Linked DNA regions of Homo sapiens: regions 1 and 3 are each linked to region 2. A link is an interaction called in ENCODE POLR2A ChIA-PET data of the cell type or tissue named here. Cell type or tissue: PC-9. All regions are shown on one strand.

Region 1 (5,000 bases), 1.7 Mb after region 2:
GACAGTCAAGGCAGTATAGAAATGGTGTGGGCTGGGCTGGGTGCAGTGGCTCAACGCCTGTAATCCCAGCACTTTGGGAGGCCGAGGCAGGCAGATCTCGAGGTCAGAGATCGAGACCATCCTGGCTAACACGGTGAAACCCCGTCTCTACTAAAAATTAAAAAAAAAAATTAGCCGGGTGTGGTGGTGGGCGCCTGTAGTCCCAGCTACTCGGGAGGCTAAGGCAGGAGAATGGCGTGAACCTGGGAGCCGGAGCTTGCAGTGAGCCGAGATCGTGCCACTGCACTCCAGCCTGGGCGACAGAGCGAGACTCTGTCTCAAAAAAAAAAAAAAAAAAAAAAGTAAATGGTGTGGACTAGGCCCCTTTTGCCCATGCCTTTGGATTTGTTCTTTTTTTTTTTTTTTTTAATCCATTGTTCAAGGAAAGAACAGCTTCTCAAGGCAAATTCTGGAATAGAAGAGAATTTAAAACAGCAATAACTTTTTCCTAGTAAAGATAAATGAGGTTCTTTAGAGACTTTAGTAATATGGGAAGTCCTTCAAAATATTTTTGGCTGCAGTTAGCACTCCCACACGGTGTAATAATTTTTTCTCCTTTGAGGCAAAACGTTCAGAGAGTTGGTTATAAAATGCTTCCCTGTACTTCAGAAGTATTGGAGTTCAAGGAACAAATCCTTGCAGCAACAGTATACTTAGAAAAATAGAAACATGGCCAGGCACGCTGGCACATGCCTGTAATCCCGGCACTTTGGGAGGCCGAGGCGGGCAGATCACGAAGTCAGGAAATCCAGACCAGTCTGACCAACATGGTGAAACCCCGTCTCTACTAAAAAACATAAAAATTAGTCAGGCGTGCTGGCACGCGCCTATAGTCCCGGAGGCTGAGGCAGGAGAATCGCTTGAACCAGGGAGGGCGGAGATTGCAGTGAACCAAGATGATGCCACTGCACTCCAGCCTGGGCGACAGAGCGAGACGCCGTCTCAAAAGAAGAAGAAAAATAGAAACACATCTATAAAAGTAAACAAAGCCCCTGAGACATCCAACATTTGTTTGTCCTGCCAGAGTACAAAATGGTCATCCCCAAAGCAAAATTCTATCCTGACAAGTGTGCAGATTATATGAAACCTGTAGATTTATCATGTTGGCATCATGGTATAGTGGCCTAGTTAGACAATATATCAAAAAGACTCTGAAAACTCAGGATTTTAATTTACTTGTTTAACAATTTTTGAGCATCAAACAATGTGCCAGAGCCTGTCACCGGTGTTTAGGTACATCACTGAATAAAAACAAAGCAAAGATCCCTGTTCTCATGGAGCTTACCCCTGGTGGAGGAGAAGGGAGACAGACAATAAGGAAATTAAATAATAAAAGTGGCAAGTGCTATAGTGAAAATACAGTGAAGGATAATAGAGATGAAGCAAGTCTTGCAATTTTAAATGAGGTGGTTAGGATAGGCCTCAAGAAGGAGATGGTTTTACTTTTATTTGTACTTTTTTAGAGAAAGGGTCTCGCCGTCACCCAGACTGAAATGCAGTGGTGTAATGCTAGTTCACTGCAGCCTCTAACTCTTTGGCTCAAGTTATCTTCCCGCTTCATCTCCCCAAAGTGCTAGGATTACAGGTGTGTGACATGGCGCCCCAACAAAGAGATAATTTATGAATGAAGATTTGCAGGAGCTAAGGGAGCAAATCGTGGATATCTAGGGAAGAGACTGCAAAGGGAATCGTAAATGAAAACACCTTCAGGGAGGAGCAAGCATGACTGGCACATATGAAATAGAGGAAGGAAATCAGTGTGGTTGAAATAGGATGGTCATAGCTGGGCGTGGTGGCTCATGCCTGTAATCCCAGCACTTTGGGAGGCAGAGGTGAGAAGATTGCTTGAGGCTAGGAGTTCCAGGTCAACCTGTGCAACATAGCGAGACTGGTCTCTACAGCATGTTACAATTACCTGGGCGTGGTGTTGTGCGCCTTTAGTCCCAGCTACTTGGGATGCTGAGGCAGGAGGATTGCTTGTGCCTGGGAGTTTGAGGTTACAGTGAGCTATGATTGCACCACTGCACTCCCACCTGGGAACATGGTGAAACCTCGTCTCTACAAAAAATATAAAAGTTATCCAGGCATGGTGGCGTGCACCTGTGGTCCCAACTACTTGGGTGGGAGAATTGCCTGAGCCTGGGAAGTGAGTCGAGGCTGCAGTGAGCCTTGATTGAGCCACTGCACTCCAGCCTGGGTGACAGTGAGACCCTGTCTCAAAAAAAATAGAATGGTCAAGACGGGGGTATAGGATGAATGTCAAAGAGTCAGAGGAGTGTGTGGGGCAGATCTGTAGAACCTGGTAAACTGTAATAGGTTTTTATGGCTTTTAATGATATGACAGGTTTTAGAAGGATTGCCCAAAGTATTGAAAATAAGAGGCCCTGGGCCCTGTAATACCAACACTTTGAGAGGCCGAGGTGGGCGGATCACGAGGTCAGGAGATCGAGACCCTCCTGGCTAACAGGGTGAAACCCCGTCTCTACTAAAAATACAAAAACAAAATTAGCCGGGCGTGGTGGAGGGGGCCTGTAGTCCCAGCTACTCCGGAGGCTGAGGTGGGAGAATGGGTGAACCCTGGAGGCAGAGCTTGCGATGAGCCGAGATTGCGCCATTGCACTCCAGCCTGGGCAACAGAGCGAAAGTCCGTCTCAAAAAAAAAAAAAAAAAAAAAAGAGGCCCAGGGTAGAAGCAGGAGCCAAATGAATCGGCCATATCAGTAATCCAAGTGAAGGGGAGGGTGGCTTTAATGACCAAAATATATCCTGGAGATACATATAGAGAGAGAGAGAGATTTTTTTTTTTCAGATGGAGTCTTGCTCTGTCACCCAGGCTGGAGTGCAGTGGCATGATCTCGGCTCACTGCAGCCTCTGCCTCCTGGGTTCCAGCGATTCTCCTGCTTCAGCCTCCTGGGTAACTAGGATTACAGGCACATGCCACCACACCTGGCTAATTTTTGTGTTTTTTGTTTTGTTTTGTTTTTTAACTTTAAAATCCCTCAAAAACTGTTTATTATACAGGTGAATTTTGATAGTCATGATGGGCTTATCGGTAGGATTTCTGGTAGCGAGCATGGGCACCAGGGCCTCCAAACTTTTTGGACTCCCGGCAACGAGGATCAGCTACCAGCAGGGTCTGGTCATACTGGATGAGGATGTCTTTGATCTCCTTCTTGGAAGCCTCATCCACATATTTCTGGTAGTAGGCCACCAGGGCTTTGGAGATGGACTGATGGATAGCATAAATCTGGGCCACGTGACCACCACCCTTCATACGGACACAGATGTCCACACCAGCAAACCGCTCCTTGCCGAGAAGCAGAACTGGCTCCAGCAGCTTGTATTGTAGCATGCGCAGCTCAATCATCTCCAGGGGCCACCCGTTCACCTTGATGAGACCATTGCCGCGTTTGCAGTGCGCCACAGCTGTGGCTGTCTTCTTGCGTCCGAAGACCTGCACCGACTGCAGCGGGCCCTTGGTCGGCATGGCTGCGGGCGTGGACTAGAGTGAGTGTGTTTTTTTGTTTGTTTTGTTTTGTTTTTTTGTTTGAGACGGAGTCACACTCTGTCGCCCAGGCTGGAGTGCAGTGGTGCGATCTCGGCTCACTGCAACCTCCGCCTCCCAGGTTCAAGCTATTCTGCCCCAGACTCCCAAGTAGCTGGGATTACAGGCATCTACCACCACGCCTAGCTAATTTTTGTATTTTTAGTAGAGACGGGGTTTCACCATATTGGCCAGGCTGGTCTCGAACTCCTGACCTCACGTGATCTGCCTGTCTCAGCCTCCCAAAGTACAGGGATTACAGGCATGAGCCACCGCGCCTGGCCGTTTTTTTTGTTTGTTTGTTTGTTTGAAACAGGGTCTCACTCTGTCGCCGAGACTGGAGTGCAGTAGTGCAATCTCGGCTCACTGCAACCTCCGCCTTCCAGGTGCCTCAGCCTCCTGAGTAGCTGGGACAACAGGTGTGTGCTACTACTGCCTGGCTAATTTTTTTTTTTTTGAGATGGCGTGTCACTCTTGTCGCCCAGTGTGGGCGACATCATGGCTCACTGCAACCTCCACCTCCCGGGTTCAAGCGATTCTCCTGTCTCAGCCTCCCAAGTAGCTGTGATTACAGGCATGTGCCGCCACGCCTGGCTAATTTTTTGTATTTTTTAGTAGAGATGGGGTTTCACCGTGTTGGTCAAGCAGGTCTCAAATTCCTGACCTCCCAAAGTGCTGGGATTACAGGTGTGAGCCACCGGGCCCTGGATATATTTTAACAGTAAATCCAAGCAGACTTTCTGGTAGGTTGAACCTGGGATTGATAAAAAGAGGAGGCAAGGATGAGCCAAAACATTTTTTGACCTGGGCAACTAAAAGAGTTGTAATGAAGGAGGACTGGATAGAGCAGTTCTGCAGGGGAAGAGCAGAAGTTCAGTTTGGGCATGTTCAATTTGAGGTGTTTATTAGATATCAAAGGGAGACGCTGGTGGGCTATTGGATATATGGGTCTTGATTTAGGAGGAAGTTCTGGAGATGTATATTTTTATATATGCCCTTTTTGTATATTATGTATATTTGTGTGTGAGAGAGTTATCCTATATATAGCTAGCATTTAAAAGCCTCAAACCGGATGAGATCACTAACATAAATATAGAAGGAAATAGGATAAAGGAAGCCCTGAAGCACTCCACTGTTAAAAGGTCTGAGAAGAAGGTTTGCAAAGCAGGATGAGAAGGAACAACCAGTTAGGTCGGAGGATAACCAGGAAAGGGTGGTGTCCAGGAAGTCAAGAAAGTGGAGCAGGTGGCCTGGCAGGGTGGCTCACACCTGTAATCCCAGCACTGTGGGAAGCCGAGGCAGGCATATCACTTGAGGTCAGGAGTTCGAGACCAGCTGGCCAATGTGATGAAACCCTAACTCTACTAAAAAAACACAAAAATTGGCCAGGTGTGATGGCTCATGCCTGTAATCCCGG
Region 2 (5,000 bases):
GTGCTAATCCAAGCCCTTTACTCCTACAGCTCCTATAATTTCCTCCTAAAAACCCTCTGAGACAGGGGCCACTCTCATTCCCTTTTACAGGTTAGGAAATAGAGGCATAGAGAGGTTCAGAAAATTGCTCGAGGTCACATAGTCAATAAATGAGAGCGCTGGCCTTTGAACCCAGGCCACGTGGCTGCAGAGCCTGTGTCTTGAGCCCCTACAGTATTTACAGGTTAAAACCTCAGCCACGAGCCAGCCACCAGTCAGCTGGGCTCCTGTGCTGCTGGGGTACACTCAGGTGGGACCATGAAGCCTCCACCCATGGGAGCAAGTAGGACAGGGCCCCAGTGGGACAGCACATCAGGAGGAGAACTTGGGGGACTCAGATCAAGTGCCCAAGACCAGTGGCCCCCCTGAAGTGTTGCAGCGGCACTGCCCCTAACAGAGCCTCTCAAAGCAGCCCCCCTCCAAGTCTCTCTGGGTCCCAGCCCTAAGCTCCTGGGCATTCTGGTCCAGAACCACCTGGGGGCTGAGGGCAGGCACATGTCCCCGTGAACACCTGGGATTCACCCAGGCCATCTAGCCACCACCCTGGAGATGCACCCAGGCAGGGGTGACCTGAGACACGGGCCCCACTGTGCAGGCCAGAGCAAGCACTATGTGCCAGCTGTGCCAGAGCCAGCACCCTCCCGCTCTGTGGCTGAGGATAACGATGATGTCAGACCAAGCCTGGAAGGGCCTCCTTGGGGCTGGCAGCATCCATCTCTCTCCCAACCTGGCTCCTTGAAAGGGCACCCACTGATCAGAACAGGAGTTAGTGGCAGGAGCCATCTGCTGTCACTTGCAGCACTGACCCAGCTGTTGTCTGGGTCATTTTGTTTCTTCCCACAATCAGACGCTCTCAGACGACGGAGGGGTCTTTGAGAGGTTGAAATCCAACCTGTCAGCCACAGAAAGAATTCCTCCTTGAGGATCCTAATAGATGGGTGGGTCTGTGCACCGGCTCTGGAGTCAGACAGTGGGGACTCCAAATCCCAGCTCCACAACCTAGCAAATGTGCAACTTAACCTCCCTAAGCCTCAGTTTATTCATCTGCAAACTGGGTGTCATGACACTCCTGAGACCCAATTAGGTAATATTCATTCATTCATCCAACCATTCATTCATTCAACCCACATTTATTAAGCACCTCCATGAGCCAAGTCCTGTTCTGAGTACTTGGGACACATCAGTGAACAAACAGAAAAGAAAAAGGGCCTGGGCACAGTGGCTCATGCCTGTAACTCCAGCACTTTGGGAGGCCGAGACAGGCAGATTCCTTGAGCTCAGGAGTTCAAGACCATCCCGGGCAACATGGGGAAACCCCATGTCTACAAAAAATACAAAAATTAGCCAGGCATGGTGGTACACGCCTGTAGTCCCAGCTACTCAGGAGGCTAAAGTGGGAGGATCACTTGAGCCTGGGAGGTCGAGGGTGCAGTGAGCCAAGATGGCGCCACTGCGCTCCACCCTGGGCAATGGAACGAGACCCTGTCTCAAAAAAAAAAAAAAAGAAAAGGGCTCTCTGACAAAGCTTACTGATCCTAGCCCTGTGCCTGGCCCAGTGTGGGTATTCCATAAATGCCCCCCACTCTAAGCCCGAATCACTGACCCACATCATACCCCCATATTGAAATTCTTCCTTTGGCAGAAGATTCATCGTCCCCCAGGAGAAGAGTCTAAATCTGCCTCCTCCCCGCATCCAGCCCTCCCCTCATCCTCGAGTTTCTCAGAATGAGGCCTCTCCTCCTGCACAGGCCAGTCCTCAACTTCCGCTCCTATCCCAGGGCCCCTCTTGCCCTGGTCAGATGGTCCCATGGCCGCCTGCTGTGGCTCCCAGACCCCCGGCTCCCACGTCAATCACACTGCTAGGATGTGCCCCAGCTTGCCACTGCCTCTCCTATTAGTTCAACAAACACCTCTTGGGTGCCCAGCATGGGCCAGGAGTGGACTGCCCTAGGACAGGGCACCACATGGGCTGCGCTTCCTCCTTCAAAGGTCTGGGCACACATGGGAACATGGCAGCCTCAGCTCACAACCAGGGACTAGCTCACCTCGCCAATGTATACAAAAAATCAACACAGTACCAGCAGAAGCAGCCTCCGCACTTTCCTGCTAACAAGTATGAAATCAAAGTGACAATGATTCACCTGAAATCTCAGCACTGCTCTCACTAGCCAGGAATAAATGAATGCTCACTGTCATTTCTGAGACTCTACTAAAACCAGGAACCATATGCAGTGCTTTATGTGTTATTTCACGTGATCCTCACAACGCTATGAGGTGGATATCCAGGGCCCCACTTGACTCCCCACTCTTTTTGTTTGTTTGTTTGAGACAAGGTCTCACTCTGTTGCACAGGCTGGAGTGCAGTGGCACTATTATGGTTCACTGCAGCCTCTACTACCCAGGCTCAAATGATCCTCCCACTTCAGCCTCCTGAGTAGCTAGGACTACAGGTGTACGCCACCACGCCCAGCCAATTTTTTGTATTTTTTCGTAGAGACGGGGTCTCATCATGCTGCCCAGGCTGGTCTCCAAGTCCTAGGATCAAGTGATGCACCCACTTCAGCCTCCCAAAGTGCTGGGATTACAGGTGTGAGCCACTACACCCAACCCCGACTCAATCTTGAGGTTCCCAGGGGAGCTGCTCCACCTGCAATGGCTAATATCATACTGGGCACTAACAAGTCTTCAATAAATGTTGGTTGGATTGAACTGAATCTGAAAACTGAGGCTGAGAGAGGCAAAGCGACTTGTCCAAGGTCACATAGCTAGGGAGTAGGTCAGCCAAGCTATGGCCCAGGTCTGTGCAGCTCTGATGCCTTTGCTCGGCCTCCCTTGGAACCTTCCCGATTGAGCAGCTGTGGTCGACAGCTAACAGGAGCTCTGCCAGGACAGGCTTTCCAGGGCAAAAGGCACTGCCATCTCAGAGCCCCAAGAAAGGAGAAGCAAGGGCCACAGGAGACCGTATTAGGGAAAAGTAAAAGAAAGGAAAACAAAAAGTGGAAGGGCCAGCCTTGTGAGTCATGTGCCCCAGAATATTCCTTCATAGCTGGCTCCAGGGCAGGCCAGGGAGGCCAGGGCACCCGACAGCCCCAGGGACCTACGCCAAGGAGCTAGGAGTGCAGCATCGGGATCGGGTGGGCCTCAGGCTGGGGGTCAGCCTGGCTCTGCCACCAGCGCCCATCGACGCTGGGCAAGTCACTTCTGCTGTCAGGGTTTGTGAGGCTCCCCCTCTGCGAGACAGGAGAGGAAGGCACTCAGAACTGCAGAGGGCTCATTGGGGCTGCCTCTGACTGCAAGGCTGCGGGGGGCAGGACCAAGGAAAAGCCAGCATCTCCCTCTCCTCCCAGTCAAGCCTGGCCCCACCTCCCAGTGCCCCCACTGTGGAGCTGACGCCCGCTTCTGCCCCATCTCCAGCTGCCCACAGAACCGTGAGAGACTGCTCCCGGGCTGCCAGCATGACGGGGCGGGGGGGAGGTGCAGGGCAGGGGAAGCAGCCCTCAATCGCCTTTGAGGCCCACTGGTTGCTCTCAGACTTAGAAGACAGTCATCTGAGGTTCTGGGCAGGGGAAACCACCTTACTGAGCACCTACTACGTGCTGGGAGCTTTGCAGACACCATCTCACTTTAGCCTCACAATGCACTCTGAAGTAAGGCTTGTTATTCCCATCTTTGGAGGGAGCCCCAAAGGCTGAGCAAGGCAAAGGCACCTGCCCAAGACCACACAGCTACTAAGACCCAAGATTCAAACCCAGTCCTGGAGCCCCTAAACCTGTGTTCTCACTCTTGCTCACGTGTCAGCTCCCAGAGGACAGAAACTGTGGCTCCTCCCTGGGTGTCCCCACAGTGCCTCCTGGCAGGTCTTCAAGAGATGCTTGAGGGCCAGGCGCAGTGGCTCACACCTGTAATCCCAGCACTTTGGGAGGCCAAGGTGGGCAGATCACCTGAGATCAGGAGTTCGAGACCAGCCTGACCAACATGGAGAAACCCCACCTCTACTAAAAATACAAAATTAGCTGGGTGTGGTGGTGCATGCCTGTAATCCCAGCTATTCAGGAGGCTGAAGCAGGAAAATCTATTGAACCCAGAAGGCAGAGGTTGTGGTGAGCCGAGATTGCGCCATTGTACTCCAGCCTGGGCAACAAGAGTGAAACTCCGTCTCAAAAAAAAGATCGTTGTTTGGCTGGCCAGGTGGTTACTCCCAAATCCAAGCCCAGGCCCCATTACTGCACTCAAGTGTCCTGGGCTGGTTCCTGCCTATCAGGGACCCCAAACCAGCCTGGCCCCACTTCACAAAAGGGGCATTTGAGGCCCAGGCAAAGTGGAGCCAGAAAGCAAACCTCAGGTGCCTCTGATACACATAGCATTGCCTTGTGACCCTAACAGCAAGGAGACAGCTGGAGATCCAGGTGGGGAAAGTGTGGACTTTGCAGGGAGGCACTCCTGGGTTCTAGCCATAGGCCCATTTCTCATTAACTGTGTAAACCGAGCTGGCCTCCTCCTGATGTCTTGGTTTCCTCCTCTGCTGTAAAATAGATACAGCAGCCCCTGCCCCCGGACAGTGGTGCGAATTCAGTACAATCACCTGGCACAAAGCAGGTGACCTCGTTCCCCTGGAGGGCACCTGCTTACCTTGGCCATCAGCTGGGGGAAGAGGGGGACACTCGGAGCCTAGCTGTCCCCCAAGAAGCCAGCCCAAACAGGTTTGCATTTGGAGCTATGCGTGTGGGTTAATATTTACCTGCTTGTGAACCAAATCTTGCAGGGCATCAGGCATGCCTGAGTCACCCAACCCTGAGAATTCAAATCAAGCAGGAACATGAGGTGTGGAGGGACAGGAGTGCTGAACCCAGGGCAGGCACCAGAAACCTCAGTCTCTCCCAGGCACCCAGACCCAGTGTGGCTGGAGGAGGACAGTCACCCTCCCCAGCACTCCTGCAAATGAAATGGCACCAGCCTGACCC
Region 3 (5,000 bases), 690 kb after region 2:
CCTCTAATAATAAAAGTGTCTCCCTTCTGGTGTCCCCTGCAGTGAGTAATTGTTATTTCTTTGGGAGTTGGACAGCATCTAAAAGTTCCAAGATCTGAGTAAAGTTGTGTGGGGGATCCCTTGGCTCTTGATAGTCCCCTTTCCTTCCCTATGGCTGCATGAGCATGGAGCACCAGGAACCCATATTTAGAGTCAGTCAACACATTGACTCTTGAGGTTTTGGTTTTCTTCTTCTTTTTTTGAAACGGAGTCTTGCTGTGTCGCCCAGGCTGGAGTGCAGTGGCATGATCTCAGCTCACTGCAATCTCAGCTCACTGCAAACTCAGGGATTCTCATGCCCCAGCCTCCCAAGTAGCTGGGATTACAGGCGCACCCCACCACACCCGGCTAATTTTTGTATTTTTAGTAGAGACGGGGTTTCGCCATGTTGGCTAGGCCGGTCTCGAACTCCCAACCTCAGGTGATCCACCCACCTTGGCCTCCCAAAGTGCTGGGATTACAGGCGTGAGCCACCGTGTCCAGCTTAAGTCTTTTCATGGTTGGAAGGCCCTAATTAGAGCAGCTAATTCTGCTTTTTGAACAGAAGTCTGAGAAGGTAAACCCTTGGCCTCAATGACTTCTTGTTGGCTAAGCTTCCTTTCTTACTCCCTCATGAATATAGCTATTTCCATCTCTAAACCACTCAACATTTGGGTTAGACAACAGCTTGTCTTCAAGGTTGGGCCTTCTAGAGTAGAGCTCTTCCGTGGTTTCCACACAGGAGTCAATGAGTTTGGGATCTGTTTCTTGAGATGTGAGGTGCAGCAACAGAGTAGCAGGGTTTCAAAATCAGGATACTTTCAGGGTAACATCTGGGGTGTCAAGCAGAAGGGTCTGATATTTAAGTAACTGGCTCCCTGTTAGCCATTGGTGTACTTTTGCCTCTAGGACCCTCTGTACTGTACTTCATGGGGTGGCAGGGGGTGGGGGTGGGGTGGTATGGCATGTAATTTTTGTCCCAAGGTAAACTTACTGGTTTCTTCTAACAATAAAGTGATGGTAGCCACAGATCTCAAGCTTCCTAGTCACCTAGCTGCCACCTGGTCTAGCTGTTTAGAGAAATAAGCCACTGGTCCAAAGCAATTCCTCAGCCTTTGAATTAGAACATTTGAAGCTGTCCCTTGTTATTCATCCACATAGAGGGTGAAAGGTTTTTCTAAGTTCGAGAGTCCTGAGGCAAGGGATGTCCCTGGCTTTTCTTTTAAGGCTAAGAATGCCTTTTGACAGGTTCCAAGCTCCGCCTCCTGGGTTCACACCATTCTCCCGCCTCAGCCTCCTGAGTAGCTGGGACTACAGGCGCCCGCCACCACAGCCAGCTAATTTTTTTGTATTTTTAGTAGAGACGGGGTTTCACCGTGTTAGCCAGGATGGTCTCGATCTCCTGACCTCCTGATCTACCACCTCGGCCTCGCAAAGTGCTGGCATTACAGGCGTGAGCCACCGCACCCGGCCAACAAGTTTTTTTTTAAATGAACAGAGCATCAGTGAATGACAGTGCAAGTTTAAGACACCTAATAGACAAGTTAAAGGAGTCCTCCAGGCAGAAGGAAACTGACACCAGATGAAAATCTGGATGAAAAAAAAAAGACACTAGAAATGACATGTACATAGGCAAATATATAATTTTAACATCTGACTGTTTAGCCGGGCACGATGGCTCACGCCTGGAATCCCAGCACTTTGGGATTCAAGGAAGGTGGATCACTTGAGGTCAGGAGTTTGAGACCATCCTGGCCAATATGGTGAACCTTCCTCTCTACTAAAAATTCAGAAATTAGTCCGATATGGTGGCCCAAGCCTGTAGTCTCTGCTACTCAGGAGTCTGAGTCAGGAGAATCGCTTGAACCCGGAAAGCAGAGGTTGCAGTGAGCCAAGACTGTGCCACTGCACTCCAGCCTGTCCGATAGAGTGAGACTCGTCTTAAAAACACCACCACCAGCAACAAAAAAACAAAAATAAACAAACAAACAAAAACACATCTGACTCTTGAAACAAAAGTAATAGAGATGGATTGTAAGGTTTATAACAGGTGTAAAGTAAAATGCATGACAATAGCATAAAGGCAGGGGGAGGAGTCATGGGAAGAGGTATGATGCCACTTGAAGGCAGACTGTGATGGGTTAATTTTTGTGGAAAGCAAGGCAGAATTTTTGAAGTTTGTTCCTTCAAATACTTTCCGTTTCCCGTACATACAAGCTAGTTTGTTCTGCAGAGATCTCATTTTCTAGGAGGCTTGGAGGGGGACCTTCTGCTGTCTGTCCTCATGGGATGCACAAGACACAAGGGAACAGTCTTTCACTTTTAAATACATTGAAGGGTCTGAGGAGATAGATACAACTGCATTTTTTTTTTTTTAAATGAGGTGGGATTCTCACTGGTCTTGAACTTCTGAGCTCCGTGGAGGCTTCCCCTACTTCAGCCTATCAAAGCGTTGGGATTAATAGACGTGAGGCACTGCGCCTGGTCACAACCAACATTTAAAATCACGTCCCTGGGTGGTCTCTAACCACCAACCTTATGGTTAACAGCCGAACGCGCTAACCGATTGCACCACAGAGACAACCTCAATCGCTTGCTTTCATCTCTATATAGATTAAGCAATCACTAAACCCTAGGAGTTGCCATTCGCTTTCTGCGGGACAACTGTGCAGACTACAAAGCTTCAGAAAACCGGAGAGGCTGAGTCGACTAATCGTCTTGCTGCACGTTAGAAACGCGTGCATTGCGTGACTCTGAAGCCAGAAGGGCGGCCGAATGGCCTTCACCCTGCGTTCACCCTCGCCTGCTTCAGAAGCCAGTGCCTCTGGAAATGCCTGGATCTGCGACCCCAGCCTGAGCCAAGTAGGGCCCAAGGGAAGCTGAACTCCCCGACGGCTCTCACGGTAGCTCTTTCTGTTCTTTTGCGCCGCCTTCAGGCAATCATCTGTTCCGCTTGCTCTCCCTTCACTCAACTCGGCTTCAGTAGATGGGGTCGGTGGGGCGGGAGCGGGAAAGAGGCAGGGGAGTCAAAAGGGAAAACGTGACAAGGAGGAGGGAGAAGCAGGGGAGACCAGGACTAGACAATGGGACAGCCCAGGATGCCCGTGCAGAGGGCACCGGCTGGATGCAGAGAAGATGGGACATGTATCAGAATGGAGAGGGGGAAATGGGGAGAAGATGTGAGAGAAAATCACAAGAACCTGTAGCTGCCCAAGAATAAAGAAGTAAAAATCGCATAATGTTTTTACATTAATAAAAAAAATCGGGGGACCAGGGGCGGTGGCTCACGCCTGTAATCCCAGCACTTTGGGAGGCCGAGGTGGGTGGATCACTCACTTGAAGTCAGGAGTTCGAGACCAGCCGGGCCAACATGGTGAAAGCTCGTCTCTACCACAAATACAAAAATTAGCTGGGCGTGGTGGTGCACGTTTGTAGTCTCAGCTACTTAGGAGGCTGAGGCAGGAGAATCGCTTGAACCTAAGAGGCGGAGGTAGCAGTGAGCCGAGATCGTGCCGCTGCCCTCCAGCCTGGGCGACAAAGCGAAATTCTGTCTCTCAAAAAAATATACAAATAAATAATAGAGGGGTGGGGAAGCAAAACGACGGGCAGTAGGTGTGGGGCGCCTTGGGATTCTCTAGTGGTTAGTAGTCTGCGTTGTGCCTGCAGCAACCTCTGTTCTAATCGGAATCCTGGTACAGTCAGACTCTATCTTGGACCCACTGGGGCGAACCCACGTGTCTTTTGGTTTGCTTTTGATTCCTGCACCAGCTGAGGCCTTTATCTGCAGCCAGAAAGCCGGAAAGCAGGGTTTACCCCTGGCCCCACAGCGCCATACTGTCTGGGGAAAAGAAGGAAACCCAAGAGTACACAAACAGTGGCCCAAAGAGAAACCTTCCAAGTGCTCTATGCCTCACCGTTTAGCAGAAAATATCAAGCAACTCTCAATCTAGCTGGTCTGTACCTTCCACGAATGAAATAATGTATTTATTGCAGTCTTTCTGGTTGAGATATTTCAAATATTTGGTGGAGCTTTTACTGAGAGAGAGAGACACTCTCGAGTGTGGAAGAAAAAAAAGAGGGGATGTGAAGATGAGGCGACTTTAGGACAGAAAAAAAAAGAGACAAGGAAGCCATGTAAACGTTTTCGGGTGGGCGTGAGGCGTTGTCAGTCTTGAACCCCGTTATGTCAGGTAAAGAGCGCAGCCTCTTCTAGCACAAACACCGTTTCCCACATGGAGGAAATCACAGGGATCAGCAACTCTAGAGTGAGATGAAGAAGCTTCACTCTGGGAGAACCCCCTTCGTGACCACGGTCTCTCCCCTGCCAGGTAAGTGGAAATGAGCACATGGCCTGCAGGGACAGCACAGCCTCCTCGCCCTGGCCGGTCGCTCAGGGTCACCACCCTCCCCACTGCCGCCCCTCGCCATTCTTCCAAACCACTCTCCACCAAAGATTCCACCGACAGTCACCCCACAAGACAACCCAGGCCGCCTCTCAGCAGCGGCTCCCGCCCCGCAGCCACCGCGCCCTCTCACCCCCCCGCGGTTCTGCCCGCCGCCGCTGCCGAGTCTGCGCACTTCACCTCCCTGGCTCCCGCTCTCCCCTGAGCTTACAATGGACTCGGGGTTCTTCCGAACCCCTCTTGGGAGTACTGAATGGAAAAGGGGGAGCGTGCGCAAGTGCTTGGTAGAGTGTAGACGTCGTGGGATTTGACTGTGGTACCATCGCTTCGACGTCCTAGTGCTGATTTTTCCACCTGCCTTCTGCTTAGGGCACCGGCAGCAGTTTTCCATCTGTGCCTACTCCACCTGCTGTCCTTGTTGGGTCAGCGAACATCGCCTCCGTCTACCGCTCAATCAGCAAACGGGACCGCCCTCGAGGACCTCACCCGCCGCTTACCCCCCTAACAAATTCGCGGGCATCGCCTCCGGTCGCCTCTTCCCAAGGCCTAACGAGCGCCTTCGCTGGCAACGGAGGTGAG

What was found. Peaks named below come from ENCODE experiments on the same cell type or tissue, not always from the same donor. Only the 100,000 strongest peaks of a DNase experiment are listed, where the experiment ranks them.
Region 1: POLR2A ChIA-PET joins it to region 2 with 27 read pairs; 1 of 35 experiments calls an interaction of 5 or more read pairs at or near these places.
Region 3: POLR2A ChIA-PET joins it to region 2 with 9 read pairs; 1 of 35 experiments calls an interaction of 5 or more read pairs at or near these places.

The regions. Positions count from the first base shown.
Region 1 is chr1:15,826,758-15,831,757 of GRCh38, reverse strand. It overlaps the pseudogene RPS16P1. Among named protein-coding and RNA genes, the nearest start is that of SPEN, 18 kb to the left of the region's middle. In PC-9, no CTCF peak of the experiment used is centred here; DNase peaks (open chromatin) are centred at 1,897 and 4,757; H3K27ac peaks cover 1,780 bases.
Region 2 is chr1:17,559,781-17,564,780 of GRCh38, reverse strand. The region is part of intron 1 of ARHGEF10L (Rho guanine nucleotide exchange factor 10 like); the gene reads right to left. Among named protein-coding and RNA genes, the nearest start is that of ARHGEF10L, 23 kb to the right of the region's middle. In PC-9, no CTCF peak of the experiment used is centred here; DNase peaks (open chromatin) are centred at 3,000 and 4,790; H3K27ac peaks cover 3,428 bases.
Region 3 is chr1:16,873,062-16,878,061 of GRCh38, reverse strand. LINC03126 (long intergenic non-protein coding RNA 3126) reads right to left here. Exons shown (of 2, transcript NR_160658.1): 1 at 4,919-5,000; 2 at 3,966-4,339. It also overlaps the pseudogene LOC124903860 and the pseudogene RNU1-5P. Among named protein-coding and RNA genes, the nearest start is that of TRE-TTC3-1, 3.0 kb to the right of the region's middle. RefSeq lists enhancers at 2,285-2,847, 2,848-3,411 and a silencer at 2,853-3,011. In PC-9, no CTCF peak of the experiment used is centred here; no DNase peak of the experiment used is centred here; H3K4me3 peaks cover 653 bases.